Regions from separate parts of the Mus musculus genome. Here region 1 is linked to region 2. Evidence: chromatin loops called from intact Hi-C (ENCODE). Cell type or tissue: left cerebral cortex. All regions are shown on one strand. Each heading gives the region's core, and the rest is flanking DNA. Links, peaks and the distances in the headings are about the cores only. Region 1 holds the start of Ankrd40 (ankyrin repeat domain 40). Region 2 overlaps B230206L02Rik (RIKEN cDNA B230206L02 gene).

Evidence for each region. Peaks named below come from ENCODE experiments on the same cell type or tissue, not always from the same donor. Only the 100,000 strongest peaks of a DNase experiment are listed, where the experiment ranks them.
Region 1: a loop joins it to region 2, with 11 times the contacts of the local background. A loop is called at or near these places in 3 of 42 quality-filtered maps.

Annotation. Positions count from the first base shown.
Region 1 is chr11:94,322,940-94,331,268 of GRCm38, reverse strand. Ankrd40 (ankyrin repeat domain 40) reads right to left here and starts at 3,268. Exons shown (of 5, transcript NM_027799.2): 1 at 2,882-3,268. The coding sequence starts at 3,015. In left cerebral cortex, for the core only: a CTCF peak has its summit at 1,534; DNase peaks (open chromatin) are centred at 2,422, 3,351, 4,092, 4,321 and 2 more places; H3K4me3 peaks cover 3,881 bases; H3K27ac peaks cover 4,040 bases.
Region 2 is chr11:94,144,908-94,153,236 of GRCm38, reverse strand. All of the region lies in intron 2 of B230206L02Rik (RIKEN cDNA B230206L02 gene), which reads right to left. All of the region lies in intron 3 of Gm35338 (a long non-coding RNA gene), which reads left to right. Among named protein-coding and RNA genes, the nearest start is that of Gm35338, 13 kb to the left of the region's middle. In left cerebral cortex, for the core only: no CTCF peak of the experiment used is centred there; DNase peaks (open chromatin) are centred at 4,097, 6,967, 7,398, 7,912 and 2 more places; H3K4me3 peaks cover 1,138 bases; H3K27ac peaks cover 3,490 bases.

The sequences.
Region 1 (8,329 bases), core at 161-8,160, 180 kb before region 2:
GAAAATAACAATAGCTAACACAAACATAATACTTTACATGTTGGACCCTGTTCTAAAAGCTCTGTTTAATCTTCAAAATATCCCCTTAGGATCTGGGTACAGTGGGGTTTGCCTATAGACTCAGCTATTCAGTAGACCAGGGTAGGAAGAGGGTAACTTTGAGGACAAGGGTTAAGACCAGCCCAGGCAACACAGCAAGGCCAAGTCTAAGAAGAAAAGGAAGAAGGAAGGAAGGAAGGAAGGAAGGAAGGAAGGAAGGAAAAGAAAAGAAAAGAAAACCCTACTACTGTGAATATTCTTCACTCATTTTACAGTCAATGAAGCTGGGTAACTAGCAAGCAAATAAGCAAATTATATAGTGTACTAGGCGGATATTAAGTGTCGTGTATCAATAAAGCAGAGTAAGAGATTAGGAACTGGCAGGGCTGGGGGAAGAGTTGCACAATTTTTAACGACAGGCAAGGAAAAGCCTTAGCATGAAGCTAATATTTAAGCTAAGATCCACATGAGGACTGAGAGCAAACCATGGTGTGTAAGAGAAAAGCTATCAAGACAAGAGGGAAGGCAAAATGCAAAAGTCTAGAATCCAGGCTGTGCTGTTGCTCCAGGAAAGGCAAGGAGGCCAGGGAAGAAGTGAACAAGGAAGCAAGTCAGGAGATGAGGCCCAAAGGTCAGGGAAAGGAGTGCATATTGGCTTCTTCTCACAGTAACATGGGAGCCACTAGAGGACTTTGAGTGAGGTGATCCAACTGTTCCAAGTCAGGGTAAGGCAAGTAGACTAGTAAGGATGCTAGTAGGAAGACTCTGGAACTATCCTGCATCACAAGTGGAGCTGGCTGGCTTTGTATCACAGTGTAGAGCTTGTGAGAGGTAGTCAGATTCTATCTGAACATAGAGGCAGCAGAACTGGATGACGGTACGTGGATGTGAAGGAAAGACAGGGACCAAGGACAGTGCCAAGCTTTGTGGTTTGGTTCATATAAGAGGGCAGGATGCGAAGAGCTGAAAGCATTAGGCCAAGAGCATAAGGCAGGATAAAGGGAATCTAGGAATTCACTCTTGGATTGAATAGATTGGAGCTGGAATTAAATCTATAGGAAGCCTCATCATGTCACCTCAAACTCACCTGATATACACTGTATATCTAGCACATGGCAGGCACTGTGCTGAGGGACTCAGATGTCAGATTCCTTTTTCAGCTCTAACAGTCATGTAGACCCACTAAATCCCAAATTTAGTAATTTAGGAGCATTTTTAAAAACTGAATGGTTTACTTAATTTTCCTGGGGTCTCAGTTTCTTCATCTTTAAGATGGAGAAAAATAACAATATCTCCTGATTACCCTGAGATAGGTTAAGTGTTTAGAACCACATCTGTGCCATAGAGCAAGTTCAATACTTGGTAGCTATTTTTCATCTCAATAAATACTAACAACACTTCTGAAAGACCTGGAAAACAAAGTAACTCAGGCAAGACCACACAGCTAGGCAGGCAGAACCTGCAGCAAGACCAGGCTCATTGTTCTGTAAAACACCGCCTCCCAGTGCCAAAACAGGAATTCACAGCTCTTGGACGCCATGGCAAGGCAAACACAGCTACAAGTGTTTTGACTACAAATGCTTCAAAAAAAAAAAAAAAAAGACTAGAAATTAGTGTCCACTGTCTCCAGGCTGTGGACAGCTATCCAGGCTAGTTTCTTTAGGGAAAGGAGTCAGACAGCTTTCTTAGGAAATTAGGAAATCTCATTTCTGACTCTGTTATCATATTGACAATTGTGCAATCAGGGCAAGACACTCTCTGGAATTCAAATGATCTCCAGTGCCCTTTCCATTCCAAAATGTATGGCTCGATTTACTGGGGGGTTTAAAATTCAAATTTAACTTTAAACTGGCAAAAGAGGCTAGATAAGCATTACCTGAATTAAAAAAAATTAATTGTAAAATGTCAAAAAAGGGTAGAAAGAAATACCACATTCAGTAACTCGAAACTAAAGATTTAGCCGGGCGTGGTGGCTCACGCCTTTAATCCCAGCACTTGGGAGGCAGAGGCAGGCGAATTTCTAAGTTCGAGGCCAGCCTGGTCTACAAAGTGAGTTCCAGGACAGCCAGGGCTATACAGAGAAACCCTGTCTCGAAAACCAAAAAAAAAAAAAAAAGAAAGAAACTAAAGATTTGTTCATATCTTAAAATGAGACAGACTCTGTATTGGGAAGGAGGCAGATCTGCTAGCCGACTTGTAAAGCCTTGGGTAAATTTCTCTAATTGGAAATTGTACTAAGCAAACAAAACACTCTACAGGGCAGACAAATGAGTCTCCCCTCAACAGGCAGCTGTAGGCAACAGCCAATCACTGTGGCATTAAAACAACTGAGGCAGAATTATTATGCAAGTGGCGAGGGTTTTGTAGTTGTTCCTTTTCTCCTGGTCTTGGCTAAAGAAACCGTGCTGGTTTTTTAAGATTGGCATTTGCTTCGTTGCTTATGCTTTCATCTCTGCACGAAGTGTTCTTCAGAAGCGCCCATGGCAAACTAATTCAAGCTTGATGAAATCCAGAGCAGAGTCGCCGAGAATCAAAGCCTCTATGCATCACCATTTGGGCCAAGTTAGAGCCAGGGGGCGCGCGGGGGGGGGGTGGCGTGGGTGGGCTCCAGTGTCCCGGAGGGCGCTGGCCGCGGTCAACCACAGAAGAAGGTATGGTTTGGGGAGGATGCGCTCCTGACTGCACCAGGCAATGGGAGATCGGGGCCAGTCTCGAAAGGGCCACGACCTGAGAGGCCTGGGGCACCAGGCGTCACCTTCGCCTGCGTCCTGGGTCACGGCTGACTGCTCCACGCCCCGAGCTCGCAGCCCTGAACCCTGGGCCTCCCCCGCTCGCCACTTACCAGCCGTTGACCTCATTTTGCGAGTTCACATCCACCCCGCTCTCCACCAGTTTCTGCACCTCCCGAATGTCCCCCAAGGCCGCCGCCTCCCGCAGCCTCTCCTGCTGCTCCTTCTGCTCTAGGAGGGCGCTCATCTTCCCCAGGGCCCCGGGCCCCGGGCCGCCCCGCCCCGAGCCTGTCAGCGCCGCCGCCGCCTCCGCGGCCGGCTCCCGGCCATGGGGAGGGAGCGCCGGGCTCGCCCGCCCCGCTCGCGCCTCCGCCCGCGCCCGGCCCAGGGCCTCGTGCGCCCGCCCGCCCACCGACAGCTCCCTGGCTGCTCGCGGCCCCGCAGGCCCAGGCCTCCTCCCCCACCGCGCCTCCGAAGGCCGGCTCCGGGGGACCCTATTCGGTGTGACAACATTGACCTAGATACTTTTCGTTCCCACCCGCGGCCCCGCCGCCCCGGCCGGCTGTTTATGTAACCACCGCACTGGATTATCTGCTGTGATTCATGGGCTATTTTTAGAGCTCCCACCCGGCAGCTTCCAGCGAGGAGGACAGACACAGGAATAGTTGCGAGGCGGAGGGATCCGACATTGTCGTTTGAGAGCCAGAAAAGCCTTATCCTCAGGAGCAGGCTGTTTAGCAGGCATTAAAAATAATTGGTGGGTTTCCACCCCCACTCCCCCAAGATTAGTTAGCTCTTTTTTTTTTTTTTTTTTTTCCATCTGAGCCAATTTTTACCCAGCAGGACGGGAAATGGGCTGAAAAGGATCCTACTATAATATGCCCATTATTTGCAGAGATAGATGACACTGTTCTTTCTTATTTTTGTCAGTGCTTGGGACCATTCAGCTAGAATATTTATTTCAGCTGTTACTGTTTTTATTTTACCCTTTATCGGTTTTAGACAGAAATTCTTCCAACTTGGCTTTCATGAAGATTAACATTGATTCTAGTTTATAAAATGCAACTCGTTATAGCTTATAAATTATAATTAATTATTCTGAAAGTCATCTAAGGAAAGACGGAGGGCGGGGCGGGGCGGGGGCGGGCGGGCGGGGGGAGCTCTTTGTCATCCTAGTCCTGATTCCAGGCACTGAGGGTAGAGCTATGGTGTGTTCATAAACAGCCGTGTGCAGTACTCCATGCCTAATCTAGTTAATGAGGCTCAGAGCCTTGGTTGGCACTGTTCTACTACCCAATGGGACAAGCAGAAAATATTGTTTTGCTGAGCTCAGGTGCCTTGGAGAGATCCCTGATGTGGCACTGGTGAGAACTTTGCAGATGGGGTGAAAAGATTAAGGAAAACACCCTGGGGAGGCAGAGAGGAGGGCCTGAACAAAGCCAAGATGAAACAGGAAGGGGTACTTTTAGGTATAGCGTCTTTATTTCCATTCTTCGGGGTTGCCCAGGGCACACAGCATGCATTTGTCTTGTTACTGCTTAAGAAAAAGCAACGTCTGTTTATTATGATACAGTAATTCACACAGTACACACTGCACACCAGGAGTGATGAATATCAACTGACTAAACACTTAAATTGACCCCGGTGGCAAATTGGAACGCGGCTTGAGCCTACACTTGGATTTGTTTCCACAGTTTAAAATTTAATTCTCGGATCCAACATAGTGCTCCATCTGAGGCTGATGGGAATGGCATTGAAACTCAGTCTTTAACACAGTCTGAGGGACAAGAAATAGCAGTCTTTTTTTTTTTAAAGGCAATTTAAAAAGATTGTAGCAGGCTGGTGATTTGGCTTAGTGAAAGAGTACTTACCCAAACAAGGCACAGGGTTTCATCCTCAGAGTGGTAACAAACAAAGTCAAACAGCAGCAATGACATTAAATTAGGTGCGCTCCAAAATTCATGGTTTTTTGTTTGTTAAATTTTCTTTCCTTAAAAGAATTATATCGGGCTAGAGAGATAAGCCAACAGTTAGGAGCATTTGTTGCTTTTGTAAACGAGGCCCAGGATTTGATTCTCAGCACCAACATGGTGGCTCTCAACCATCCATCCGTAACTCCAGTTCCAGGGGATCAGATGCCCTCTTCTGACTTCTTCAGGTTTAAGCATCCACATGTGCACATGCATACATGCCAGCAAAACACATGCACATGGAAACAAAACAAAACAAATAAAACTGAAAAGGGAGCCAGGCAGCCACTTTAATCCCAGCACTTGGGAGGCAGAGGCAGGCAGATTTCTGAGTTTGAGGCCAGCCTGGTCTACAGAGCGAGTTCCAGGGCAGCCAGGGCTATACAGAGAAACCCTGTCTCGAAAAAAAACAAAAACAAAAACAAACAACAAAAACTGAAAAGGGAAAGAAACAGAAAAAGAAAGGCGACTGACTGTGAGCCAGAAGAGTACACCAATAAGCATGACCAGCTCAACAGCCCTGCCTCTGGGTTCCTGCCCTGCCTGACAGCCTGCCTTGGCTTCCCTTGATAATAGACTACAAGTTGGGAAAAAAAAAATGGCCGGGCGTGGTGGCACATGCCTTTAATCCCAGCACTTGGAGGCAGAGGCAGGCGATTTCTGAGTTCGAGGCCAGCCTGGTCTACAAAGTGAGTTCCAGGGTAGCCAGGGCTACACAGAGAAACCCTGTCTTGAAAAACCAAAAAAAAAAAAAAAAAAAGAACTAAGAAGTGGATGGTGATGGCACATACCTTTAATTCCCCAAACTTGGGAGGCAGAGGCAGGCGGATTTCTGAGTTTGAGGCCAGCGTGGTCTACAGAGTGAGTTCCAGGACAGCCAGGGTGATACAGAGAAACCCTGTCTTGAAAAACAAAACAAAACAAAACAAAACAAAACAAAATTGGTGACCTAAGACAGGATCCAAGCTTAGGTCCTCAAGCGCTCTTAGCAAGTACCTTTCTGTCTGAGCTATCTCTTTAGCCCTGAATTCACTTTTTAATCTCTTGACTTGAAACTGTTGACAGACCTATATGTTTGTTTTGTTTGTATGTATCTCTTTCAGTGCTGAGGATTCAACCTATAGCTTCCCACATGCCAGGGTAGCTCTCTGCTTGGAGTTCTACTTCTCACCCAAGAAGCTGTTTTTCTTTTTCTTTTTTTTTTTTCAAGATTTATTTATTTATTATATGTAAGTACACTGTAGCTGTCCTCAGACACTCCAGAAGAGGGAGTCAGATCTTGTTACAGATGATTGCGAACCACCATGTGGTTGCTGGGATTTGAACTCCGGACCTTTGGAAGAGCAGTCGGGTGTTCTTAGCCACTGAGCCATCTCTCCAGCCCAGAAGCTGTTTTTCTATTTTGGCTTTGTACTATGTTTCTGTTTGGTTTTGACTTTCACATAAGTAGAGTGTCCCAGTAAAGAGGGTAGGCATGAGTACTAAATTCAGAAAGGAGATCTGAGGTGGAGGTTGGAATCTAGCACTCAGCAGCCGAAGGGGCTAGCTGAAATTTTGCAAACGGAAGAGATAATCCCAAGGGAGTTCGTGAGTACCCAGAGAAGATGGCCAGATAGAACACTGAAAAACTCTCAAGAGTTCTAATGAGGGAAAGGAGAGAAAGTTTCAAAAGAGCTTGAGGATGAGTAACTGAGAGTGGGTGGGAGGAAGAGCAATGGAGTGGGCAGGGATAGTGATGAGTGACACACAGGCTCAAGAGCCACAGAACGGATAACCTTAAGATCCTTTGTGACCTTGGAAAGTTATGGGAGAGTTGAGGAGGTGGCTTTGATTTTTCTCATTCTGTCAAGGCTGGCCTTTAACTGTGTAGCCAAGGACAATCCTCCTGCCTCGGCTTCCCAAGTGTTGTATTTTAGCCTTTTGGATTTGCTTCCAACTAATTTTCCAACCAACCCATTCTTTTTTTTTTTTTTTAAAGATTTATTATTTCATGTATGTGAGTACACTGTAGCTGTCTTCAGACACATCAGAAAAGGGCATCAGATCTCATTACAGATGGTTCTGAGCCACCATGTGGTTGCTGGGAATTGAACTCAGGATCTCTGGAAGAGCAGACAGTGCTCTTAACCACTGAGCCATCTCTCCAGCCCCCAACCAACCCATTCTAGTTCAACTTCATGAGACTCAAAGAATACTTTTAAAAGTTCCTCTTCTAGCAGACTAACAGTTTTCTTCATTGTTATCTATTTCATGTTTTGGAAACTTTTTTGCGTTTCTTAACTGTAAACTCTTCAGATTTCTGTTTGAGGGATATATGCTAACACACTGGGAGGCTGGGGTGGGAAGACTGTCGGTCTTGAGTTCGAGGCCTCCATTTTCCACCTTACCTGGTTGGAGCTTTGCCACACTCCTCAGTCAGTGCCACAGGGAGCTGACTCCTCCACTCTGACAATAAAAAGGTTCTTTCCCTCTTGCTAATAAAGGAATTAAGAACCTGTTGGGTCTCCTCTATCAATGTGCAGAGTATATCAATTAATTTAATCTGCACACTAACACTGATGTGGGCATATAACAGAAGTTTTGTTGAGGTTTCTCTGTGTAACCCAGCTATCCTGGACATTTGACTGCCTCTACCTCCTGAGGATTATATGAGCCACCAACTTTGGGCCTCCAATTTTTAATTTTAACTTTTTAAATATAATTTACTTTATGTGCATTGGTGTTTTGCCTGCTTGTCTGTCTGTCTGGGGGCAGGGGGTGTCTGACCCTGGAGTTAGGCAGCTGTGAGTTGCCATGTGGGTGTTAGGAATTGAACCTGGGTCCTCTGCAAGAGCAGCCAATGCCAACAACTGCTGTGGCATCTCTCCAGCCCTTAATTTTTTAAAAATTACATTCTATTTTATGTGCCAGTGTCTGTGTGTGTGGATCAGCCCGTGGAGGTCAGAGGACAGTTTTCGGGAGTTGGTTCTCTCCTTTCTCTGTGAGTCCGGGGGATGAAACTCTTGTCACATTCATCCAGCTTGTCCACAGATGTCTCTCAGCTTAGTCATCTCACTAGCCCCTGGGTTTTATTTTTTTTAAAAATTGTTTTAGACAGGAACTCACACAGCAACCCATGCTGGTCTGGAACAATAATCCTTCTGGCCAAGCCTCCCAAACAAGGGGATTATAGGCCCGGTCTGCTATTCCTAGCTGAATATGAATCTTGTTTTTGAGACAATGTCTCACTATGTAGCCCTGGCTGGCCTCGATCAACTTGCCTCTGGATTGCTAGGGATTAAAAGTTTGCAAGGCCGAATTAATACTTTTAAAGAAATTCCAGGGAGTTCACCACTCAGCATGAAGAACAGAGTTTAACCTCCAGCACATACATGTAAAACAGTGGTTTATAGCTGCAGTACTAAGGAAGCAGAAATAAAAGGATTCGTAGGGCTTTCAGGCTGACAGAGAGCTCACGTCCCAGTGAGACATTCTTTTTGAAAAAGGGTTTCTCTGTATAACAGCCATGGCTTTATACAGAAACTTGTTTTGTAGACCAGGCTGGCCTCAAACTTAGATATTCACCTGCCTTTGCCTCCCAAGTGTTAGCAC
Region 2 (8,329 bases), core at 82-8,081:
CTCCTTTTTTTTTTTTTTTTTTTTTTTAAATCAGCAGGCTTTTTGTCCTTGGCCTTAATCAGGACTGCAGGGAAGGACAGCCTCCTATTAGCTTTTTTTTTTTTTAAGATTTATTTATTATACATAAGGATACTGTAGCTGTCATCAGATGCACCAGAAGAGGACGTCAGATCTCATTATGGATGGTTGTGAGCCACCATGTGGTTGCTGGGATTTGAACTCAGAACCTTTGGATGGAAGAGCAGTCGGTGCTCTTAACCGCTGAGCCATCTCTCCAGCCTCAGTTTTGCTACTCTTACGAATCGTAATGTAAATATCTGATATGCGGGATATCTGATATTTGACCCCTGTGAGGTGGTGACCCACAGGTTGAGAACCACAGCTGTGGGAGCTTCTGTAAACTGCAGTCAAACATGGCCACCTCCTCAGGTAGGCCGGCACCTATCATCTTGTCGTGGTCCCTACCATTGCCTAGTATACGAACACCCTCCCCTGCACTGTCCAGAATGGTACTGTTTTTAGCTGCTTTGTGCTGTGTGTATATGTATAGCTTATGTGTAGTGTGTGCATGTGTGATGTGTGTGTACATATGTGTGCCTGTATGTGGTATATGTGTATACACATGTATCCATGTATATACAAATGCATGCAGGTATTTGTGTATGGTATGTGTGTGATATATGTGTACATTTGTGTGCCTGTATGTGGTATATCCATGTATACACAGTGTTCCCATGTGTACAAATGCATACATGTGTATGTGTTTGCATATGGTGTGTGTGTGTGTGTGTGTTAGGAAGAGCAATGAGGTCATGCCCTGTCTAACCCACAGAAGGAAAATGGACCCCCCTCTGTTAGTTAACCTAGGGTCTGTCACAGGCTTACGGGGTGGGGTTGAATAGCTCTCTCCCTCTCTGTGCCTGTTTCCTAGTGTGCAAGGTAAAGGGTCGGGTGTGCTGAACTTAAGTATTTCCTATTTCAGAAGGATAAGCTGAGGGTTAGAAGGAAGGTCCCAAGTCCTGGGCAGGAGATGTCTGGGCCCTGGGGTATGCTGAAAACGTACTACAGCTTATGCCTATTCTGACCACAGGCCTGTGACACTCCCCAGTTAGAGCTGGGTTCCGAGGCCCCACCCACAGGTTCAGGCTCACTTTGTTCCCATACCCACTCTGGTGGCAGCACTGTGGGACATGGCTATGCCCTCAAGTTCTGGGATTCAACAGGCCCAGTCCTGAAGCTTTTTGTTTTCCTTGGCAGTTCAGGTAGATAACCACCCCACTGGGTCTCAGTGTTCCCATGTGTACAATGGGCTGGTAGTGGGCAGGCTGCTATAGCACACAGTTGAGCTTCGGCCTGGAAGGCATTTCACATGAGTGAAATGCCCTATGAGTTGAAGTGCTTGCTGGGGACTGTCCCGACAGTCACAGTGAAGAGGGGACATTAAGTGCCAAGGCTCAGCCCAGCCCTGAGGTGCACATTGTCTTGATAACAAGAACCCTATTGCCTTCCAAAGTCCCAGTGGAGTCCAGGTTCCCTGAAAGGGAAGACTGGCCTAACCTGATTTTACTGTTTCTCCGACTCCACACAAACCTGTGCTCCTTGATCAGGTGGCCTCGTACCCCTATGCCTTGAGTCAGACAAAAAACATTCCCCTGCCCCCATAACCTTGACTAAGTTAATCTCGTCCAGTTGTGGTAAATGGAAGAGCTCCACAGGGTCTAATCTGAGCCCTACAGGGACAGGGTTCAATCCTGGCGTCAGGTACAATGCCTGGCACAGTGAGGATTCAATCGAATGATACTGTGTGTGTGTGTGTCAGCTTACCACGGCACTGTGCTGTTTCTCAGATCTGACTCTCTGGATGTCTCTGTTTTGTTCCCGTGCTCTCTCGTGGCCTACCTGTGGGGACCCACCCCAGGAAATCATGACCAGGAGTTATCAGGCCTTTTGTCATCACCCTTGGCTCCCACCCTAACCTCCCCGGACAATTGCAGCACCAGAGTCCTCCGTCCTCCGCCCCAGGGCCTGTCCCACGTCCCAACTCCAGATGAGCTCAACAGCCACCTACACTCATGCAGTCACCCCACCGTTCACTCACTGACACACTGTGAGTAGTAGCTGCTGTCCGCACAGCTCTTCCCCACGTGCCTTCCCTCCTCGCCCCGCCCCCCCATCCCAGTCCCTCCCTCTCAGCATGGCACTGGGGATGCTTCCTACTGGACCACATCAATGCTACAGCTGCAGGCTTGCCCCTCCTGGACTCACACTGGCTTCTGCTTCAAGGCTAAGTGGCTGGTGCATCGGCCATTCTATGCTCCTGAGTCAGAAACCCAAAGCTGAACGCTACCCATAACACCCCAGCCAGGCACCCAGGCCTGACGATTCCCTAACTGCTCTTCACGCCCTATCTCTCTCGATCCCTGTTCTGGAACCCACATCCCCTTCTGGTTTCTACCTTGCCTTGGTCCACCCTCCTCCCATACCACATCCACCCCACCCCCCACCCCCATCCTCCCGCTGCTCCCAGGAAGGTCCGCCTCCAGTCAGCCTTGATGCCTCCCAGCTGCTGTCAATCTAAGCTGTTGGCCTGCGGGGAAACTGTCCCATGATTTGAGGTCCTGCCGGGTCTACCTGGCTTTCTTTTCCAGCTCCCATAAAGCCCGCTCCCCCACACCCTGCCATCGTTCTGGGTCTCATCTCTCTCGCTTCCTCCTCCTCCTCCCCAGATACCTTTCCTTCATCCCTTAACCTAGTCAACCCTTACTCACCTTTCAAAGCCAGTCCAAGGTCACCTGCTCCAGGAAAGCCACCCACCCGCCTAGATTACAGACTCTTCAGCCTCATCCCCCTATTACCTGGGCGTGACTCCCTTGCTGAGCTTGCCGTGTTATTTTATAATTATTTGCTCTGTGTCTGGCTTCTCCATTAAATTATTAGTTTATTGGGGGCAGAGACCACGCTTACTCATTGCTGTAGGTCCCCCCCCCCAGCCCCACACAAATACTTCTACTTTGTGAGGTCACTCTTTCGTCTTGTGCTGTAAGTGTACTATCTCGCTTTGTTGGTGGTTTTGTGGAGCTGGAGTTTGGGAAGGCCTGAGGCTTCTCACCTGGGGTCTACGATGGGCTGCCATGATCCAAAAGTGTAATATGGCTAGAGTCACCTGGGCTTGCCACTCAAGTGCTGTGACCTGCCTCCAGGCTAGGCAACCTCAGTGTACTTGGACTTCTTACAGACTGTCCCCCAAACCCAGTTGGACCTCCCACAATACCTAGAAGAAAGCTTCGGAATACGGTTTCAGCAGGTCTCATGAGGCAGGCAGTATCACTTCCTCTGAATTCAAAGGTTGACAAGTTCCCTAAGGTCAGTCCAGATTCAAAAGCGGAGGGACAGAGAACCACCTTGGACGGGTATTAAAAAAAAAAAAAAAAAAAAAATTGGTAGACCTCAGCAGCCAAGTGGTAGTGTGCGCAAGCGCTGTGGGGACCTGCTCAAGGGATCGCCCAGGGCGTGCTTTCCTGCCTCTCCCCTTGCCGGCTTTACTGGGCAGAGACCTCTTTGTGTTGTCTTTTCACACCAGTGACAGCCTGCGTTCTTGCTGTTCTCAAACTGGCTTTTGTGACTATTCTAGACGGGTGCATCCTTCACTTGCTCCCTCCCCCACTTTTTTTTTTTTCTGCTCTATAATATGCCATACGACTGCCTCATGGTTCACTAGACTGTTCGCCACACAATGCCATACATTTTGGTGGCTTCCAAAGGCTTGTTATTCCAGGGCAGTGAGAGTGGAGGGCCATGTGTCCCTGGCTGCTTTCCTGTTCCGTGCAGGGGAAGGGGGTAGTGCTGTGCGCCCGCAGCCCCGAGCCCTCTGCGAACGAGCGGCCTCGGGCCACAGCCCACCCGCAGTCACGGCTGTGTAACCGGGCTTACGTAACCGAGCCAATGGAACCTAAATTAAAAGAGGAAACCATCCTCTTGCCGCTCAACTCGCTTAATCCCTGTCTCTGTCCTGGGCCCCGCGCCCCCCTCCGAAGGTCTTGAGCGCGTTCCAGATTTCTAATTTCGTTTGCTTGTGCAACCAAAAATATGATGGCCGCGTTTCCCGGGGGTGATGGAGTCTGTACTCCCCGCTCCAGGCGCGCTAAAAACGGCAGCGCCGGGCTGCTAGAGGCGGGGGCGACGCGGGACCCGCGGGGTTCTGTGGTCCCAGCCTCCTCGTGATTTCCACCCGCCGCTGAACCCAGCGTGCGCGGCGCCGGGGGTGGGGGGAGTGCATCTTTCACCCGCGTGCCCCATCCCCAACACCTGCTGGAAGACGCACGTTGCACCTTTATGCCTTCAGAAATAGGAGAAGAAGAAAAGAAGGAAAGGAAACAGCACGCCTCTCACCAGGGAAGGGATGGAGCAGACAGGAACATCGAATTGCTGATTTAAAAGAAAGTAGGGTAGTCTGAGATGTGTTGACGTAGATCCAGTTGTTTTGGTTTTTTTTTTTTTTTTTTTTTTTTTTAAGCAAGCCGAGGAAATATAAAGAATATAATTGTGTCTGTGTTGTTTTATTTAAATCTGTAAACGGTGCTGGAAATATATGAGACCTGGGTTACATTCCTAGCACCACATAAACTGAATTTAGCGGTGCACATCTGGAATCCCGGCTGGAGGAGGAGGGAGCCGGAGGATGGAGCATCTAGAGTTAGCTTCAGCTACCTAGTGAGTTCGAGGCCTGCCTGGGCTTCATAAGGGCCTGTCTCAAAAAGGAACAAAGGACGGGGGTGGGGAGTGGGCATTAAGATGGCTCAACTAGTAACTGGACTTGCTGTCAAACTCTCTCCTCTCTCGGGGGTAGGGTGGGAGTGGGGGATGGGGTGGGGAGGAGAGAGAGCTCATATTGCCATGTGCCAAGCATTCATGTGGAAGCCAAAGTTCAGCTTTCGGGAGTCAACGCTCTCACGACTGTCCACAAGTCCCTATATTGGCTGAGCCATATCACACACACACACACACACACACACACACACACACCCCTTAAAAAAACAAAAGTAAACCAAATGAGTCGAGGCTTTTCAGCTACTGAAGGGGGCAGCTGAGGCTAGCCCCACCTTGCAAGCTGGAAGCCCGCCTGAGCTACAAGGTGAACACAAGGGCAACCTAGGCAATTTACCAAGACCTTGTCTTCAAACTACAACAAAAACAAATCTAAAAAAGGATAAAGAAAAAAAAGAAAAATCTGAGGAGACTGTTTAGTGGTCCAGAGCATTGTATAGCAGTCTCAAGGCCCAGGTCTCATTCCAGTGTCCCCTTCAAGAGAGATATAGTGATTTATTTATTTGTTTGTTTGTTTATTTATTTTTGGAGACAGGGTCTCTCTACATAGTTGTGTTTGCCCTAGAACACATCTTATAGACCAGGCTGGTCTCGAACCCATAGAGATCCGTCTGCCTCTGCCTCCTGAGTGCTGGAATGAAAGGTGTGCACCACCATGCCCAGCAAGACATAGTGAATTATTAACATGATAAATTATGCTGTGGAACTAAGGTGGGGATGGGGAGGGCTGTACTAAATCGTATTTTACTTTGTGTGATCTGCATCATACAAAGAGCCTGTGTTTTTGTGATGTCTGCCTGATTTGAAGGATTCGTTCGGTTTTACTGGAGGACGGAGAGCACAGAGCCATCTAAACCATCTTATTCTCCGAAAGCAGTGGTTAGATTAAGAGTGGACTGGTTAATGCCAGGTAGTGGTATCGCACACTTTCAATTCCAGCACTCGGGAGGCAGAGGCAGGCGAACCTCTGAGTCTGAGGTCAGCCTGGTCTACAGAGAGAGTTCCAGACGGCCAGGGCTATACAGAGTCTTGATCCCCACACTAAATAAAAGGATTGGTAGGAAGGCCCGAGCTCTCCCTACCCCACCCCCACTGGAGGGGATGCTTGGAGGTCTCCTGACCACCAAGAGGCTGCCTGGGATCCTGGGCCTGAGGTAGGCTAGTGTCTGATTTGGCATGTACAATGTTGAGGGGCAGGACGTGTAGTCCTGGGGAAGGTGCAGGTACCCAAGTGCCTCAGTCTCCCTCCTATGGGCAGCTCTCACTCTGTCTCCAAGCAAAGAACACATAGCACTCCCTCCTTGTGCCCAGAACGTCACCTGCCATGGCAGTTTGGCCAGGGCTATGTCACTTCTGCACTGCTTGGAGGCTTGGGGGTGGGAACTGAATGGTGCCCTGACGTGGCTCCCCAGGGTTCCCTCAGCTTCCCAAGCTAGAGGTCTCTACTGTTGTGGATCCTGTCTACTGACCAACCAGGCATTGATTGATCCGGACAGAAGCTCACAGCAGGGAGGCTGTGCATTTCCTGTGACACTGCAGACGCCTCTATTCCACCAAGGTTACCATTTTGGATCTTGCTTGCAATACTGTTTTTGTGGGTGAGAGGGTTCTGGAAGAGGCGTCTATAAGATGTGTACATGTGCATTCTCCTGCGGCTCTGCCTTGAAGTCCCTTGCTGAACTCATTCTGGTCTCTTCACTTCCGACCTTCGAAGGACCTTTACTATGCCTCTCTCCATGGAGGTGAGTTAGATGCAACCTTCAGCAAAATTACATTGACCCAGGAACCTGGTCCTTTTGAGGATCTTCAAAACAGCAAGCTAGGGTTCTGGGACACAAGTGAGAATTCTGGCAAACTTCAGGTGAGCAGGAGAAATTCAAGGTATGAGAAAAGCAGAAGCCAGCTCAGCTGTGAGATAGGAAAGGGCCCAGCCATCCTGCCAAAAAGATGTGAACATTGGGTAGGGCGGCAGACTTGCCAGAGCGGGTGTGTGGGGCCTCCTTGACTGTGGGCATCGGCACACATGTGCTCATGCCTAGGCACATACCCACAGAGCCACACACGTAAGCTCACACATTAGCCAGCCAGCACATCTCTGCAAGAGCATGCACACAACTTGTGGGAGTCTCTCCCAGAATCCTCTCACCCACGAAAACAGAGGAGCTTCGCACACGTTCTACATCCACATAAACCCACGCACCATACACGCTCACACTCAAAACGGCGAGGAAGCCAAGCACAAAGCAGCCAAATGGACGCACGGGGCCATGCTTTGGAGCTCAAGCAAGCACAGACAGGTACACTGCAACACCAACTTGTGCACACTGGGGCTCCTCCAGATGCGGAGCAAGGGGACCTGTGTGTGGACACTCAGATGACACAGGTTCATCCTTACAGCATGAATGAGGCCGTGGAAATGGGACCCTGGGGTGGGGGTGGAATCTTGGTTTCTAGGGGAGCTGAAGGCCCCAGGAAGCACGCGGACCACTTTCCAGAGGCACATATTCTTTGCATATTTTTATCCTTGGCACTCAAATGTCACACAGCCTCCGGGTAGTTTTCGTGTTGCTACCGTGAAGGAAGACAGAGTGGCAGGATTTGAAAGCAGATGGCTCCTAAGTGCAAAACGTAGGGTACCCTTTGTTTGCCCTATTACACACACACACACACACTAACATATTGGGTCCCCTGAGGCCTGCCCAGGTCACCAGCAGAACAGGTATGGTGCAGCACCTGCCCGTCCTGTGCAAGGCCCTGGGTCCCATCTTATGGAAATCAGACAACAGTGGCAGAAAAATAGCTGACTGCTCCCAGCCCACAATCTGCCTGCCCTTTCTTGGGGCTTAGCTTCTCAGAGCCCTGTGGTCCAGGGACATCTTTCTGTGCCTGGCTGTGACCCATTCTGAGTGGCACTGCCTTGTGTATGCACACAGTGTTTTCCACAGTGCCTGAGCTGTCAGAAGGTCCAGGCATGTGCCTTCTGGCTGGTGAAAGACAAGCCAGTGGATTTCAAAATCTATTTAATCCCTGGGTTCTGACGCACCCCGTTCACCACCAAGCAGGATCTAGTGCCCACGGATCTGATGTCAGAGGGAGGGAGTGGCCTCCAATGGCCCTGGCATCACTCCAGCCCTCCTGCCCATGTGGCAGCCTGGCAGAGCTGACACAGAGGAAGAGACGTCCCCAAAGCCTTTGCCTCTTGAATCTCAACCATTTGCTGGCCTGCAAATAACAGCATAGGCTGGAAAAGGACAAATAGGCAAAAGCGATCCGGATCCAACAAAGAGCTGAGCACTGCAGCATAATCTCGTGTTTATTTTACAACAATAGAAAATGTATTTAGGCACAGGGGCACTTGGAAAAGCTAACAGCCTATCTGTGGAAATTTATCATTCAACAAATATTTATTGTCAGACTGATTGAGGTTCTGGGCACACAGCAGTGGGCAGGCAGAAGCCTTTATAGAGTTTAAATCCAGAGAGGGAGTACAGGTCACAGACTCTGT